Regions from separate parts of the Homo sapiens genome. Here region 1 is linked to region 2. A link is a loop called in an ENCODE intact Hi-C map of the cell type or tissue named here. Cell type or tissue: endothelial cell of umbilical vein. All regions are shown on one strand.

Region 1 (8,000 bases), 270 kb after region 2:
TATCTGACCGGAAAGTCATGATGGTGCTACCGCCCATAAAGACATCAAATGGAACTTGGCCTCCCATAGTTAGGACGTGTAATCAGGAGAGACCAGTTGATTCCCCTGAAGCCAGGCTACCACTAATCCATACGCCACACTGGACAAACACCCATCCTCTGAAATGCAGCAATAGAGCCAGCTCCACTTGAGGCCCTGAAAGACGTGTAGAGGGCTCCATTCCAGGCTTACTCAGGCCTCCTCTGCATGCCTACCACCAGTCTCCCTGGAAACTGCGTGGCTGCTCCTTGGCACCCCAAGCCAATCGTCTTGGCTCTCCTTGTAGGCCCGCCCTTGCCCTCAGGGCACACCACATCATTGACCTCTCTCCATTCACTCTTCTGATGAAAACTCACCCATCTTGCTTTCCCAGTGCCTCAGAGCCTTGCTGAGTGCCTCACTAACAAAGCTGACATCTCTATTGTCACATGTGAATGGCTGATACTAATTCCACGTTCTCCCTCTCATATTCGCACTTGTAGTATATCTGGAGCTTTTACTGATTCCAAATTTTAGGCCCCGCTCATCCAGTTCTGTTTTCTGGTGGAAAACAATGAGGTGGAGCTCTTGTTAAATATAGATTACCACGTTAAATATAGATTACCAGGCATCTTCCTGAATAGTCCAAATTTGGGTCGGGGCTCAGAAATTTAAGTGTTTTTTTTTTGAGACAAAGTCTCACTGTCACCCAGAATGGAATGCAGTGGCACAATCTCAGCTCACTTCAACCTCCACCTCCTGGGTTCAAGCGATTCTCCTGCCTCAGCCTCCCAAGCAGCTGGGATTACAAATGCCCACCACCATGCCTGGCTAATTTTTGTATTTTTCAGTAGAGATGGGGTTTCACCATGTTGGTCAGGCTGGTCTCAAACTCCCGACCTCAGGTGATCCGCCCACCTTGGCCTCCCAAAGTGCTGAGATTACAGGTGTGAGCCACCGTGCCTGGCCTATGCCAAGGGATTTTTATCTTCAGGGAAGATTAGGAAACACTGAAATTCTACTGTAATTCTGGTCATTTTACAGAAGAGGGCATGGAAGCCTGAAGAGTAGCAATAGCTTCCCCAAGGCTGCCCAGCTTCTCCTTGGCAGATCCAAGTCCAGCCAGAGGTTTGCTGACCCCCAGGGCAGTGACTGCCCTTCATCATACAATATCTGTTGAGGAAGAGGGAGGCTTTGATGCCGGACCTTTTTTTTTTTTTTTTTCCTGAGATGGAGTCTCGCTCTTGTTGCCCAGGCTGGAATGCAATGGCGCGATCTCGGCTCACTGCAACCTCTGCTTCCCAGGTTCAAGCGATTCTCCTGCCTCAGCCCCCCAAGTAGCTGGGATTACAGGAATGCACCACCACACCTGACTAATTTTGTATTTTCAGTAGAGATGGGGTTTCACCATGTTGACCAGGCTGGTCTCGAACTCCCTACCTCAGGTGATCCACCCGCCTTGGCCTCCCAAAATACTGGGATTACAGGCATGAACCACCGTACCTGGCCAGCAATGCTGGACCTTTAATCACTGTGTTGGAGGTGGGTGGAGAGAACTCTACAGCTAATCTTTGATGAGCTGGAAAAAAAAAAGAAAAATAATCCTGAACCATTTCTAAGTTTAGAAAGATTTTGTTTATTTTTCTTTGCTAGAGTTGGAGCCAGCAGTTCTGATGGTTTGGATTAGCTCTTAATATTCCTAGCCATTTGGGTGTTCAAATCAATGGTGCATTTCTGGGAACAGACTGTGCCATGCCTCTTATAATGCCTTGCACCCATGACTGTGGTCTAGCCTTGCTCCCATTTTGAAACAGGAAATTAGCAGGTCTGTGGGAAGTAGCAAGTGCTGCTTCCCTGTGCTTTTCCTGGGGATCTATGCTCTGGGCTTTGGATCAGGAGAGCCAGCTCCAATCTCCAGTGCCCTTGAATGAGTCACTTTATCCATCTGGGCCCCAGTTCCTTCATGTGTAAATTATGGTAATTGGACTAAATTAGGGTTCCAAAACTTTTCCCAAGAAGGACACCCCCGCTAAGGTGCTCAAGAGCTAAGTATGGAGTCACAGTAACAGAAGAATAAGGGCTGATATGCTGAAGAGGAGAGAGGAGCAAAAGAAGCCGAGCAGCTCTTGACATGAGACGTCGTGGAGCGGAAGGAGATGAGGCAGGGTCCTCCGCTGTCTGTTCCTCAAACCCAAGTGATGGATGGACCCCTTCATGTTCTTGAAAAGTTATTGCAGGCTCCAGCTCTCAACATGTTGCCATCATTTTCATTTCTATAATAATGTTATTTCAATATCTACAAATATAAAACATTGTATGAGCTCCATGATTGTAGATTACTGTCTCAGTCCATTTGGGCTGCTGTAACAAAATACTACAGATTGGGTAATGTGTAAGTAATAGTAATTTATTTCTCACAGTACTGGAGGCTGGAAGTCCAAGATCAGGGCCCCAGCAGCCTCGGTCTCTGGTGAGGGCTGCTCTGTGCTTCCAACATGGCGCCTTCTTGCTGCATCCTCACAGTGGAAGAGGGGAAGAGCGAGGCCGCTCTCTGCAGCCTTTTGTAAGGACGTTAATCCTGTTCACAAGGCTGGAGCCCTCATTGATCCTCATGACCTAATCACTACCAGAGGCTCCACCTTCTAAACCATCATCTTAGTCATTAGATTTTAGCATATGAATTTCATAGGGGCATATACATCCAAAACATAGCAATTACTGTGTAATTAAAGAAAAAAATTGAAACCAAATACCATGTAACTAATAAAATTCAAAATTTCAATGTTCAATTAATGTGATGGACATGTTTTGTAGAAACTAAATTGCTACTTTGGAGCTGATGACAGAAAAATACTAGGTCAAGTCTGGTCTTTATTTAGTCTGTTTCTCTATGGTGAGTTTCAAAATATAACTTATAAGAATGCCTGTTTCCATGCAAAACAGAAGTTCTAATACATTCCTGCCTTTGTTTATAACTTAGGAGAAAGAAACCTTTCACTTAACCAACACTGTGTAAGTGAGCAATACAGGTGTCACTTGGTAACTCTGCGAAGTCGTCTCTTTATTTAAAGATATTAATCTTTGTTACAGATAATTATCACAGTGAAGACAAAAATTTTAATTCTTACAGAGAATTTGCAGATTCTTGACATACTGTCCAAGAACTCTGAGAAATGTTGAGTTTCACAGGATAAACTAAATTTGCTTTTTTAGGAGATTTGGGTTCAAGTCGAGCCCTGTCTCTAACCAGCTATTGAAGTCTGGGCAAGTGTTCACATCTTTGGGCATCTGTTTTCTCATCTATAAAATGATCCTACGAATTCCACTTACCTCACAGGCTCTCTGAAAGTAAAGAGAGTCTGAAGGTACTTAAACAATCCTCACAGTGCTTACAAATGGAACACACAATCATAACGGCAGTGGCAAGTGGCTGGTGATTTATCTCCAAGTGCCTTAAAGTGTTCTGGTCAACCATCCCTGAGTAGCATGGGACAGGCATGAGTATCTTCTGGCCCTTCCAGACCTTGGGTCCACGATGCTCCGAGCAAGCAGCAAGGGTGGTGGTTATTGGCCCGTGTGCTGAAGATCTCAAATGAATGAGGGCCCATTCATTGCTCTCTGCTGCCCTCTTGAGTATAGAAATTGGCCTTGCACCAGATGGGGTCTCAGCAGTAAGTTAGGAGAGGCAGTACAAGCCTTCTGGGCAACCTCAGCTCAATTTCCTGACAACCCTTGTTCTGCGTGCCTGTGCGTGTGCGTGTGCGTGTGCGTGTGTGTGTGTGTGTGTGTGTGTGTGCATGTGCGCGCGCATGTGCATGTATCGGCCTCCGCCAAAAGATAGGTGAGTGAGGATTTGCACTTCAAGTATTCCCCATTTCTTAGCCCCAGTCCCTCCTCAGGATTCCACTGTCCCAACCTCACCCTTCAGGCTTTGTGTTAAGTTCCTCAACATTTGGAAGGAACTGTCTGTACAACTCCTCCCCCTCTCCTCTCTTGGTTGTTAATGGCTTATTTAAGACAGATTTTGGGGCCCAGAGACCCCATAACGTTTTCTCATGTCTGCTGACCTGCAGTGGAATGACTTGCAGTTATATAATAGGCACTGGAGGAATAAATACATGTGCTATGGTTTGAATGTATCCCCCAAATTTCATGTGTTGGAAACATACTGTGATGCAGCAAGAAGGCACTCACCAGATGCTGGCCCCTTGGTATTGGACTTCCCAGCCTCCAGAACTATGAGAAATAAATTTCCTTTTTTAAAATAAATTACCCAGTCTGTGGTATTCTGTTATAGCAGTGGAAAATGGACTAAGACAACACGCTTTGTTCTACTTTTATGTCAATGTCACAGGTCTATTTTGATGTCTAATCCTATTTTTAGATCTAATTTCATTTTAATTATTAATGTTTGCATTAGATTTTTGGATACCCTTGAGGGCTATGATGCTAAATAAGCAATGACTTATTAAAAGTAGCTTTGTGGGCCGGGCAAGGTGGCTCATGCCTGTAATCCTACCACTTTGGGAGGCCGAGGCAGGTGGATCACGAAGTCAGGAGATCAAGACCATCCTGACTAACACGGTGAAACCTCGTCTCTACTAAAAATACAAAAAATTAGCCGGGCGTGGTGGCACACACCTGTAGTCCCAGCTACTTGGGAGGCTGAGGCAGGAGAATGGCTTGAACTTGGGAAGTGGAGGTTGCAGTGAGCCCAGATCCCGCCACTGCACTCCAGACTGGGCGACAGAGTGAGACTCCGCCTCAAAAAAACAAAACAAAACAAAACAAAATAAAAGTAGCTTTCTTTCTTTTTTGCCTCTCACAGCTTCATTATCCTTTAGACGAGAGAATTAATTTTCAAATGGATCACAAAAGGTGGGCAAGATGATCTAGTAGGATTAGAGGAGAAAATATTAGAATCTTTATTTTTACATTGTATATTTAATCTCATCCTTCTTAAATTTAAATTTTGAGTTAAATATTGTAAAACAATGTTTTACAATAATATGCATATTAGTGGACTAGTACAGGTATATAATCTATAAATAAATTGTGATGGAATGCTAATTTTATTTAATTATTATTATTATTATTTTTGAGACAGAGTGTTGCTCTGTTGCTCAGGCTGGAAGTGCAGTGGTACAATCTCGGCTCACTGCAACCTCCACCTCCCGGGTTCAAGCAACTCTCCTGCCTCAGCCTCCCCAGTAGCTGGGATTACAGGTGCATGCCACCACGCCCAGCTAATTTTTGTAATTTTAGTAGAGACGGAGTTTCATCATGTTGGCCAGACTGGTCTCAAACTCCTGACCTCAACTGAGCCACCCGCCTCGGCCTCCCAAAGTGCTGGGATTATAGGCGTGAAACACTGTGCCTGGCCAGAATGCTAATTTTATTTTATTTAGTTATTTTGTTACTGAAGGGATATAGAATCATAAAAGTTTGGAGACCTCTATTCTAAGACAGTAGCTGTCATCCTGCCTGTATTTCAGAATCACTAAGAGAGATTTTTAAATAAATTACATTATGCCTCACCCCATCCCAGACTCAGTGAACCCAACCTTCAGGAGTGAGGTATTGAATATGTGTATTTTCAACAAGCACTTTCTGATGATTCTGACACAAACCTCCTTGCTAAAAACCATATTGTTATCTAGAGCTAAGTAAGTTCACCAAGGGAAAAGCAGATATCTTTCTTGTTTACCTTTGTATCTATATATATAGCATAGTGCTTAACACAGAGTAAATGCTAGCTGAAGGAATGAATGAACAAATAAGCCACAACCCAGAGATAGCCTCTGACTGCCCCAGTCTTTGTTTTCATGCTTAGTGTTTTCATATAATTGTTTTACACATTCAAGAACCTTTTATATATAAAATTGGGTACCTTATTTTGATTGCTTTTAGTAAACAGTTGTTTAATATGTATTTTAGCATTATTTAGCATTTAACATTTCCTATTATCAATTATACTATTTTAAAAAATATTGGCTGGGCCCAGTGGCTCATACTTGTAATCCCAGCACTTTGGAAGGCCAAGTGGGAGAATCACTTGGGCCCAGGAGTTGGAGGCTGCAGTGAGCTGTGATCACACCACTGCACTGAATTCAGCCTGGGGAATGGAGCAGGACCCTATCTCCAAAAAAAAGTCTTTACGTCTAAAGCTTTCTTGTGTATATCCAATTATATGCTTAGAATAGAGCCTCAGAAGTAGGATTTCTAGGCCAGGTGTGGCGGCTCATACCTGTAATCCCAGCACTTTGGGAGACCAAGGTGGGTGATCACCTGAGGTCAGGAGTTCGAGACCAGCCTGGGCAACATGGTGAAACCCCATCTCTACTAAAAGTACAAAATTAGCCAGGTGTGGTGGCAGGCGCCTGTAATCCCAGCTACTCGGGAAGCTGAAGCAGGAGAATCACTTGAACCCAGGAGGCAGAGGTTGCAGTGAGCCGAAATCACACCCCTGCACTCCAGCCTGGGCAACAAGAGTGAAAATCTGTCTCAAAAAAAAAAAAAAAAAAAAAAAAAAGGGCCGGGTGCAGTGGCTTATGCCTGTAATCCCAGCACTTTGGGAAGCCAAGCTGGGCAGATCACGAGGTCAGGAGATTGAGACCATCCTGGCTAACATGGTGAAACCCCGTCTCTACTAAACATACAAAAAAATTAGCTGGGCGTGGCGGTGGGCGTCTGTGGTCCTAGCTACTCAGGAGGCTGAGGCAGGAAAATGGTGTGAACCTGGGAGGTGGAGGTTGCAGTGAGCCAAGATTGCGCCACTGCACTCCAGCCTGGGCGACTGAGCGAGACTCCGTCCCCCTCCTCCAAAAAAAGTAGGTTTTCTAAGTCAAAGAGTAAAAACTTTTATTTTCTTTTTCCCCTATGGCAATTTTTTTCTTTTCTTTTCTTTTCTTTTTTTCTGGGACAGGGTCTTACTCTGTCACCCAGGCTGGAGTGCAGTGGTGCAATCATGGCTCACTGCAGCCTTGACCTCCCAGTTTCAAGTAATACGCCCACCTCAACCTCCTGAGTAGCTAGGACCAGAGGTGCACACTACCATGACTGGCCAATTAAAAACAAAACAAAACAAACAAACAAACAAACAAACAAAACTTTTTGTAGAGACGGGGTCTCACCATGTTACCCAGGCTGATCTCAAACTCCTGGGTTCAAGTATCCTCCCACCTTGGCCTCCCAAAGTGCTGTGATTACAGGCAAGAGCCATTGTGACCAGCCGAGAGAGTAAGAACATTTTAAAGGCTGTAGCTACTGTGGGAAGAATAAATTAACATTGAACCCAGATCTGGTTCAAGGAGCAAGGCCTTGCTTGCAGGGTCCTTGTGGTCTGGCAGAGTGAGAATCTTCAGCAGGGATTTTTGGTGTGGCGAATAGACTTGGAGTGTCTGATTGCCTTCTTGTCCCTGTTTCTACCACTGACAGGCTGTGACACTTAAGATTCTTCAAGCCTAAGTTTCTTCACCAAGAATGTGAATATTCATAGCTATGTGACAGGGCTGCTAATTCTGAAGCACTATCCAATGGTAGAGCTAAAAGCATTTATTTGTATATTTGACATAGTTCCAAAGGAACAAAAGATTAGAGTCTAGAAGTGGCTCTTATGAAAAGACACCACTCCATCTCCCTTTTGTTAAAAAATACTGTTTACCCAAAAGGGGGTTTGAGTGCTAGTTCCTTAGGTGGGGGCCCAAGAGATCCCGCAACTCCAGACTCAGCCCCTGAGGGAGGTTCAGAGCTGTTTAGCAACTCTGGCCAATGGGTCACTTTGGAAATATCAAAGGTGGGTATCGTTGTTGGCAAAAGGTAGTGCTGCTGTAACTGACAAAAATAATCATGAGGCTGGGTGCAGTGGCTCATGCCAATAATTCCAACACTGAGAGGCTAAGGTGAGAAGATTGCTTGAGGCCAGGAGCTCAAAAGCAGCCTGGCAACATAATGAGGTCCTGTCTCTATTTAAAAAAATAAAT
Region 2 (8,000 bases):
TGTGCTCATTTATCTTTCTCAAATCCTTCACAGACTTAATGATGTTACTGACAAAACACTCAGACGAGGTCAGACTACTACAATTTCCGTAGCACATGCTTCTTGCTCACAAGTTTACAAGTTTGAAACTAGAGTGAGTTTTTAAAACCTGAAATTAAGATCGTCTCAGTGTTTAATACTTTTAGTAGCCTACCTCCCTCCCCCAGCAATTCATCTTAGCAAACATTCTTCAAAGCTAACATTCCCAGGAGCATGATGCAATTTGTAGCTGAGACATCCTGTGTGCGTGAGTAACAGCAATGGCCCTGACATCAGTGGCCCACAACAGCCATCTATACAGAGATGTTTGCTCTCTTTTTGCCTTCCTCTTCCCCTCTTCTGTAAGTAAATCATTACTCTTACCTTAAATAGCAAAAATATTAAGGACGTGTATATTGCTTAGTGTGGGTCTAAATTTCTGTTCCAATTTCAGTAGGGCCACATGCAGCAAGATCCTGGAAACCACCTCTGGCATGTGGCCAAGCTACTAGCAACACCATCAACCAACACCAAGGGTGCTTCCTCCTTGCTCTGCTCTACACAGCATGATTTCCGAATGGTTGTAACTGCTCTGTCGTGTGTTGGCACAGCATACCAACCACACTCCCTCAGCCTCCAGGGAGCCCCATGCACGTGTAGGCTCACGGTGACCCCGTGGGTTACCCACCTTCTCCATTAATCTCACTCTGAGCATTGATTTAGCTTTTCCTGATTTCACATCAGCTTGAGCCCTCAGTCACTACCATCAGCAACACCTCACCCCTTGCAACTTCTAAGACTGTCCTGCCCATGTGTGCCTTCCAGGTGTGTGAGATGCCTCAGCTTCACAGAACCAGAGGAAACCAACTGGAGTGGTTCGTGCTCATCTGCCTCTCACTTGTCAGCCCCAGAGGTCTTCACAGACATCCAGGTGCCCAAACTCAGCCTCTGCTGATAGCTCAGCCTGTATCTTCAAACACCCCATTAGCTTCATTATGCTCTATTCACCTCTAAGTAACTCAAGAGATAGGGCTGGGGTCCAAATTAGCCTTGAAGAAATAGAGAGTACCTGGGAGGAGATTTAGGAAGGGGTCCTCAGGGAGTTGTGAAACAGAATATTGTAATCAGATGAGAATTCCCAGGTCAGAGGGAGGAAATACCTCTACCTTGCCAAGGGTGGAGGAACACCTGGTTCCTCTGAAAGGACACTCACATCAGACTCAAATCCCAGAACAAACATCTGGTCTTTTCCTGAGCTCAGCAGTGTAGATCACATAGGCTCAGCTCCAAGGGGACCCCACTGGGCATCAAAATGGGATTTTGGTAAGCTTGGAGATTCTAGGGCCAGGTGGAATGAAGTTATGAGTCTCGGTTCCACCATCTACTCTCCACCAGTGCTTCAACTGCTTCACCTGAACCTGAGACTGGTAGTGCCTACTTCACAGAAATAACAAGGGAACATATGACAAGTCCAGAGCCAGCTTCTGGCTCAGAGTAAAACTGTTCAGGAAAAGCTTTGATTGCCTTGTTTTTTAGATTGTAAATGGAGTCTCAACCTCTAGAGTCATAGTATTACAAATGATCCTACAAATAAAATTTATCTGGATGCGTTTCAGGAAATAGATAAGGTTACCAGGAAGGAATATTTTATGTTAAAATTTACTTGCTTCTTGTCCACTCTAAACCTGGATCTGGGATGCCCCTACGAGTATAGGTAAAAGCGTTATTTCATACCCAAATCTAGGCTGTGCTGGTCTTCATGTTCATTGTGTTGAACCACCAGGCTTTTGACACGCTGGAAGAGATAAAGTCAGGTGGATTTTTAAAAAATTACATATATGCTACACTAATGTTTATTTTTGTGAACTAGAAAAACAACCTTGGAAAGCATCAATGAAAACATGTTACAAGTATCATCACATGTAAACAGAAAACTAGTCTTATACTTAATATTATTTAACAGCTAAAAGTGAGTAATGAATCTATCCCAAGCTGAAACACACCTGAAAGCTGTACACAGGTTATTTTATTCTCAGAGGACATCTCCCACATTTACTCTTGTAATCACATTGTTGTCAAATATCTATAAACATCAAACTTCAAGTAGAAATTTGTTTTGCAGAATGTATTCAATCATCTTGCATATACAACTACAACTCAGAAAGATAGCTAGGTTTGGTTATAAAGAATAGGGATTAAGAATTTGATAAAGAAAATGGGGCTGGGCACGGTGGCTCATGCCTGTAATCCCAGCACTTGGGGAGACCGAGGCGGGCAGATCACCTGAGGTCACGAGTTCGAGACCACCTTGGCCAACATGGCAAAACCCCATCTCTACTAGAAATACAAAAATTAGCCAGACGTGGTGGTGGGCGCCTATAGTCCCAGCTACTCAGGAGGGTGAGGCAGGAGAATCATTTGAACCCAGGAGGCAGAAGTTGCAGTGAGCCAAGATCGTGCCACTGTACTCCAGCCTGGGTGACAGAGCGAGGCTCCATCTCAAAAAAAAAAAAAAAAGAAAGAAAAAGAAAACAGAATTTCACATTATTCTGAAAGTGACTTGGGGCACATCCTTTTTTTAGTGTTTTTTAAACATTTTTATTACCACTAAATCTTCATTTCTACTTTATGGAAAGACGTGCAAAGAAAGAAGCAGGGAGTCATTCATTACCTTTATATCTTCCTTTTCAGCTGCTGATCTGCTGGACACTGAATTCTTAATCTCTGCAAAAGAAATAATTATCAGGATCTGCTGATGGGAGCTTTTGTTAAGAAGAACAACAACTACTAGCTGACAAGTGTAAATGAGTTGCCCAGGAGCCTTCTGCACAGAGATAGGTTTTTAGATTAGGCCTCTTAAAAATCAGCTCTCCACAGAGCAGAGTGTCTAATAACCCGACTGTCCATACTCTGGTATTATCTGTGTGGACTAAGATGGAAACAAGCCCAGGAGCTCTCACAGGAAATCCTGAAGGGGAAAAAATTATCATTAAATAAATAAATGCCCTTGATTCCAAAGGAAGGCTGCTCACTACCGCAAGTTCTTCAAAATAGCAGATTGTAAGGACGTGACTCGTACCCACCTGAGGAAATCCCACATGTCTATTTCCTCAAATACCACAGATTTCAATATGTTTTAAAAGAGCGTAATTCATTATATAAGAGGTCTGGCTTTTCCTTACACATCACTGAAGGTCAAGAACACCAGCATAGCCCTCAGCTCCAACCTCAGCCCCGGGCACACCGGGTGTCCTCTTTCTGAATAAAGGGTTTCCTGGAAACAGTAGTGGTCAGGATGTACTGGGATGAAGAAAAAAAAAAAAAAAAGGTTCACCCAAGGCAGCATTTTTATCTGTGGTTTAATTGATTGGTTCTGTTCCCAAATACTCAGTTGCCCTTAAACAAGAGCCGCTATTGTCGAAATAACCACCAAGAACAGGTTTGGGCCTGGGGAAAATTAAAGCACTCGATATCCCTAGCAAGGACATATGACTGAAAGTCTCTACCCCAGATTTGCATTAACATACAACATTGTGGGGTCTCACTCCTTTTCTGGAATCTCCACATCCCTTCCCCCACAGCCCTGCTTTATGCTAATCCTGGGGAAACGCCTGAAGTTTTCCAGCAGGTTCATTACCTAGACCTTCCCTATTCCGTTTTGTCACTCCTATTAATTTATCTAATGCCCCAAATCTGCAGGTGGATTTATTCAAGCTCTTCTCACTTCTGGGCAACAATGCTAGGAGTTATCATCCATGTTTATGCTTAGAAAATGTATAAGGTATTCATTTATATGGCTCTACATGACAAATCATAATAAAGATGACAAATTACAAGGATGGAGCTATAAGTAATAAGATCAGGATGGAGCAGAGAAACCAACAATCCTTGTCTTGTGTTTCTAAAAATCTGGACAACAATAACTTTGAATTTGCTTTGCAGAAAGCAAGTAATACTACATTTGCATGCCACAATAGTATATTGCTCTTGAATTTATAATGCATATTAGCTTCTATGATTAAACCAACAAGGAAATAACCAGCGAACAAAGTAATAACCCCAATTTTGTGTGGTCATGTCAACTGATCTCAGCAGGGAATGAGGACAAGATCATAGTGGACACCCAGCCCAGGCAGCTTGTGTACACAGCATCCCTGCCGGCCTTTAAATGCACATCCCACAGAAGGCCTCCAGGTGGCAGCAGAGTAACATTGCCAGAGGTAGGAATGTCAAAATGGGCTAATTTCACCCTTCAAGGACCTGCTTTCAAGTGCCAAAGTCCAAAACACATAGTTAAAATTAGCATTTTTGTCCCACTACATAGATGCAGAAAATTGATGTGAAGCACCTACCATGGTATTTGGCACATTATAAGTGTACAGTAGGGATTTGGTTTGGTTTTGAAACTCATATACTCAAACACTAAAAATTGGGATAAGTAGGAAAGAAACCACAAAGGCGTTAAAAAAAAAAAAAAAAAAAAGAAGGGAAGGATAACCTGGACCAGAGTTTCAACAGACACATCTGCACAGACATCAAGAGTCACACCCTTTTACTTTGCCTGTTTTAGGACATTCATTCCTTTAAAGTCATCTCAGCCATAAACTCTTAAATGATCATTATATTGCATTCCTAAAGAATTCTGTACATACAGCATTTATTCGGAAGAACAGTACACATTTTATCCAGATTGCTAATGGAAAAGGCAATCTCATCTGTTAGTGAAGTTTGCAGTTACAGAGGATGTGTTCACACCTGGTAGTGCATTTAGGTTCCAGCTTCCTTTCCCTTCTCAAAAGGCCAGTGAACTAGTTTTTATAGCTTGCCATGCCTACGTTTTTCCGTGTAGTCCAGTGCAATTTTTTTCACTTCAGAACAAGTACCACAAACTATATTAAAATATATGTCTTCATTAAAAATTGTACCTCATCATTTAAAAAATAACTTAAATGTAGAAAGTCTTTATCCAAAAATCATTTAAAAATATTAGTGATACTGTGCTGATTCCAGATAATAATGTATCTTTAATTAACCTAGAACTAAACAGAACCATATCTTAGAGCTTTCAAAGAATTTGGCATTCATTCTAATGGATTAATTAAATTGCTCTAGGAGAGTTTCTGTTAAATTAGTAGGATCCTTTTACACTAACCCACTGTACCACCAATTACACAGTGCAATCAAACCACTCATTGCTATAGCAACCTTTAGCAGATAATGGTATCAGTAACTCTACCTATTCTGTTTTAAAGGCCTATTAATCTTGCCCTCAAGCCCACCCAGAAGTAAGGATTACTCCTCTAAATCAGACTTGCCAAACTTGATAAACATGGTTTTTGTTATTGCCAAACTATAATGGAACAAGAGATAATCTCTAAGACTTATGTTTACTAGTGACACTGCACCAGTGAACAGGGTTAAGTCGCTGTAAGATTCATGCCAGTGTCTCATTAAGAAACAGATTCGCCTAAAAAACTCACCTCTATGCACATGTCTTACTGTCTTATTTTGCAAATGAGACCACAGAGTCTAGACTTAAGCAAATAAAAAAGCTTACAACCAAAAACACAGGATGCTCAGTATTCTGATTTTAATCACCATTTGGATGTGGCAGAAGAATCGTGGTCAGACGCAGCCAGACCACCAGTGTTGTCTTGTTAACAACCAAGTCCACCACTGGCTTACATCTACAGGGTAGTGTCAAAAGCACAGGTGGAAAACCAGGATCATGCTCTCAGTTTGCTCTGCCTGCCCCCACAAATGTCAGAAAAACACCCTGATGGTAGTGTTCATAGCAGCCTCTGTGCCTCTCTGGCATACATGGTGGGTAGTTCATAGTCTTTGAATGAATCTTTTTTTCTCAATAGGCTGTAAATTCTGGGAGAGCTGGGACCAGATCGATTTCCGCTCAACCCTTGTATCCCCAGCACCAAGCTGGGTGCTTTGCACTTAACAGGTGCTGAATAAATGCTTCTCATCTCCACCTACATCTGGTGGCCCAAAATATACATAGCTGACAAGATGTGGTGGATGGTTAGACAAGCTGTGGATCAGGACAGAGAAGGAAAAGTTGTTTACTTTTTAGAATTAACTAATTGAAACACTTCCAATACTGGCGCTATTTTATCACAACTTCTGAACTGCCAGATTCATAGACAGATGAATCCTTTTCTCCTTACTTCCTCCCACCCTTCCAGCTCTGTAAGTCCAAAAGCCAACCCTTTTCCTCTCCACTTAGTAAGTATTGCTGTTTCACTACTAACTACTGCACCTGCATGTGTTGCTACAATGTTTTATCCTAGTGTACAAATTCAATTCACAATGGCCAGAGAATTAAAATGGCAAAGGCACTTGAGAGACTACTTGCCACTCTTAATTCAGAGACTGTTGTCACACTTTGAAAGTTTGTTTCAATATCCCAGTTATTCCTTTTTTTTTTTTTTTCCTAAAAGTGGGACTACTAATAAGAACTTTCATTTTGCCTGCTCGGTATAAATATGGACTGGGAGCAACAATGAGGCACTTATTTACAGAAATATCAAAATGAGACTTATCAGTGAGTGAGAGCCCAACATTCCACTCAATTCAACAAGCTCCACTGGTCCCTACTGAGCAGCAGCTGGGGAGAAGAAACCAAGATGGAAGAAATCCTTGGCCTCAAGCAACTCCAAAATGTGCTCCTTGGCATATCATTTTTATATTTCTATTCTATATTGTTTCAGAAAGAATTTAAGACATCTTCTTTAAAATACAGGTTTTTTTTCATTTAAATTACTTGTGTTTCTTTTTTTAAAGACAAAAGTAATTATTTAAGACAGTGGAGAAGTCCCTCCTCTTACACAGTTTTTTTTGTCTGGAGGTTAACATATGATCCAATTCTGGCCAGAGTCTTAATAGAAACTTTCCTGGCACCTCTCCAAAAAAGGCTTCTATCACTAATAGAAAAAAAAAAAGTTGCAGGGCAAAAGGATCTTTTTCCATTGCTCTTTTTGTCTGAATAGAGTTCAATGAAGAAATGATTTTGGAGCCACAGTAGCCCTCTTGCAACACCAGACTGCTGCAGGCCATTCTCCATGGTGTGCCTACTCTTACTGTGAAAACTTTTCTACCGGATTATCTTTTGAAGGATGGTTTTGTGGCCAACAGTCTTGAAACCGAGAAATAGTGTTTCCCCTGGGGATGAAGGCAGATTTGTTTTCAGACCAGGGTAGTAAAGATAACAGCCTCTTCCAGTGCAAGGGTTGGGCAGGCTTGCTAGCAGTCTCCTTATAAGATTTGGGATTTCTTAGTTTGGGGTTCCTCAGCTGTGACACAAACTGAGTGTGTGTGCAGCATCTATCTGAGCTGCTCACAAGGCTCCTGGGGGACTTGCTGGGCAAGGAGAACCAATGTGAACATGAAGCCCATGCTGCAATAAAGTCTTTTGTATCAAAAAAATAAATAAAATAAATAAAAACTTGGAAAAAAAACTAAACAAAAAAATCAATATAACTACCATTAAATGTTGGTATATACTCCCCCATATATGTTTTTATGACAGCTTTATTAAGGTATAATTCATATACTATACAATTCACCCATTTAGAGTATACACTTCAATGGGTTTTAGTATATTGAGTTCTGCAACCATCACCATAATCAATTTTAGGATATTTTCATCACTCCAATGAGAAAACCCCACACGCATTAGCAATCGCTCCACATTTCTCCCCAACCACCTCACCATCCTCCTTCCACACCCCAGCCCAAGGCAACCACTAATCTATTTTCAGTCTCAACAGAATTGCCTATTCTGGATATTTCATATAAATTGAATTGCACAATATGTAGTCTTTTGAAACTGGATTCATGTAGCATAATGTTTTCAAGATTCACCCATGCCGTAGCATGTATTAGTACTTCATTCCTCTTTACTGCCAAATAGTATTCCATTAGATAGATAGGTAGATAGATAGATAGGAGGTATCTACTTTGTTTTGTTT

The links. Peaks named below come from ENCODE experiments on the same cell type or tissue, not always from the same donor. Only the 100,000 strongest peaks of a DNase experiment are listed, where the experiment ranks them.
Region 1: a loop joins it to region 2, with 5 times the contacts of the local background. A loop is called at or near these places in 16 of 110 quality-filtered maps.

The regions. Positions count from the first base shown.
Region 1 is chr5:73,515,514-73,523,513 of GRCh38, reverse strand. No RefSeq gene overlaps it. Among named protein-coding and RNA genes, the nearest start is that of BTF3, 21 kb to the right of the region's middle. RefSeq lists a silencer at 3,539-3,738. In endothelial cell of umbilical vein, a CTCF peak has its summit at 3,664 (motif pointing left); a DNase peak (open chromatin) is centred at 3,613.
Region 2 is chr5:73,789,144-73,797,143 of GRCh38, reverse strand. It overlaps ARHGEF28 (Rho guanine nucleotide exchange factor 28), which reads right to left. Exons shown (of 36, transcript NM_001177693.2): 8 at 2,690-2,742; 9 at 1,753-1,813. Among named protein-coding and RNA genes, the nearest start is that of ARHGEF28, 170 kb to the right of the region's middle. RefSeq lists an enhancer at 1-1,103. In endothelial cell of umbilical vein, a CTCF peak has its summit at 4,229 (motif pointing right); DNase peaks (open chromatin) are centred at 403, 3,103, 4,243 and 6,923; H3K27ac peaks cover 2,583 bases.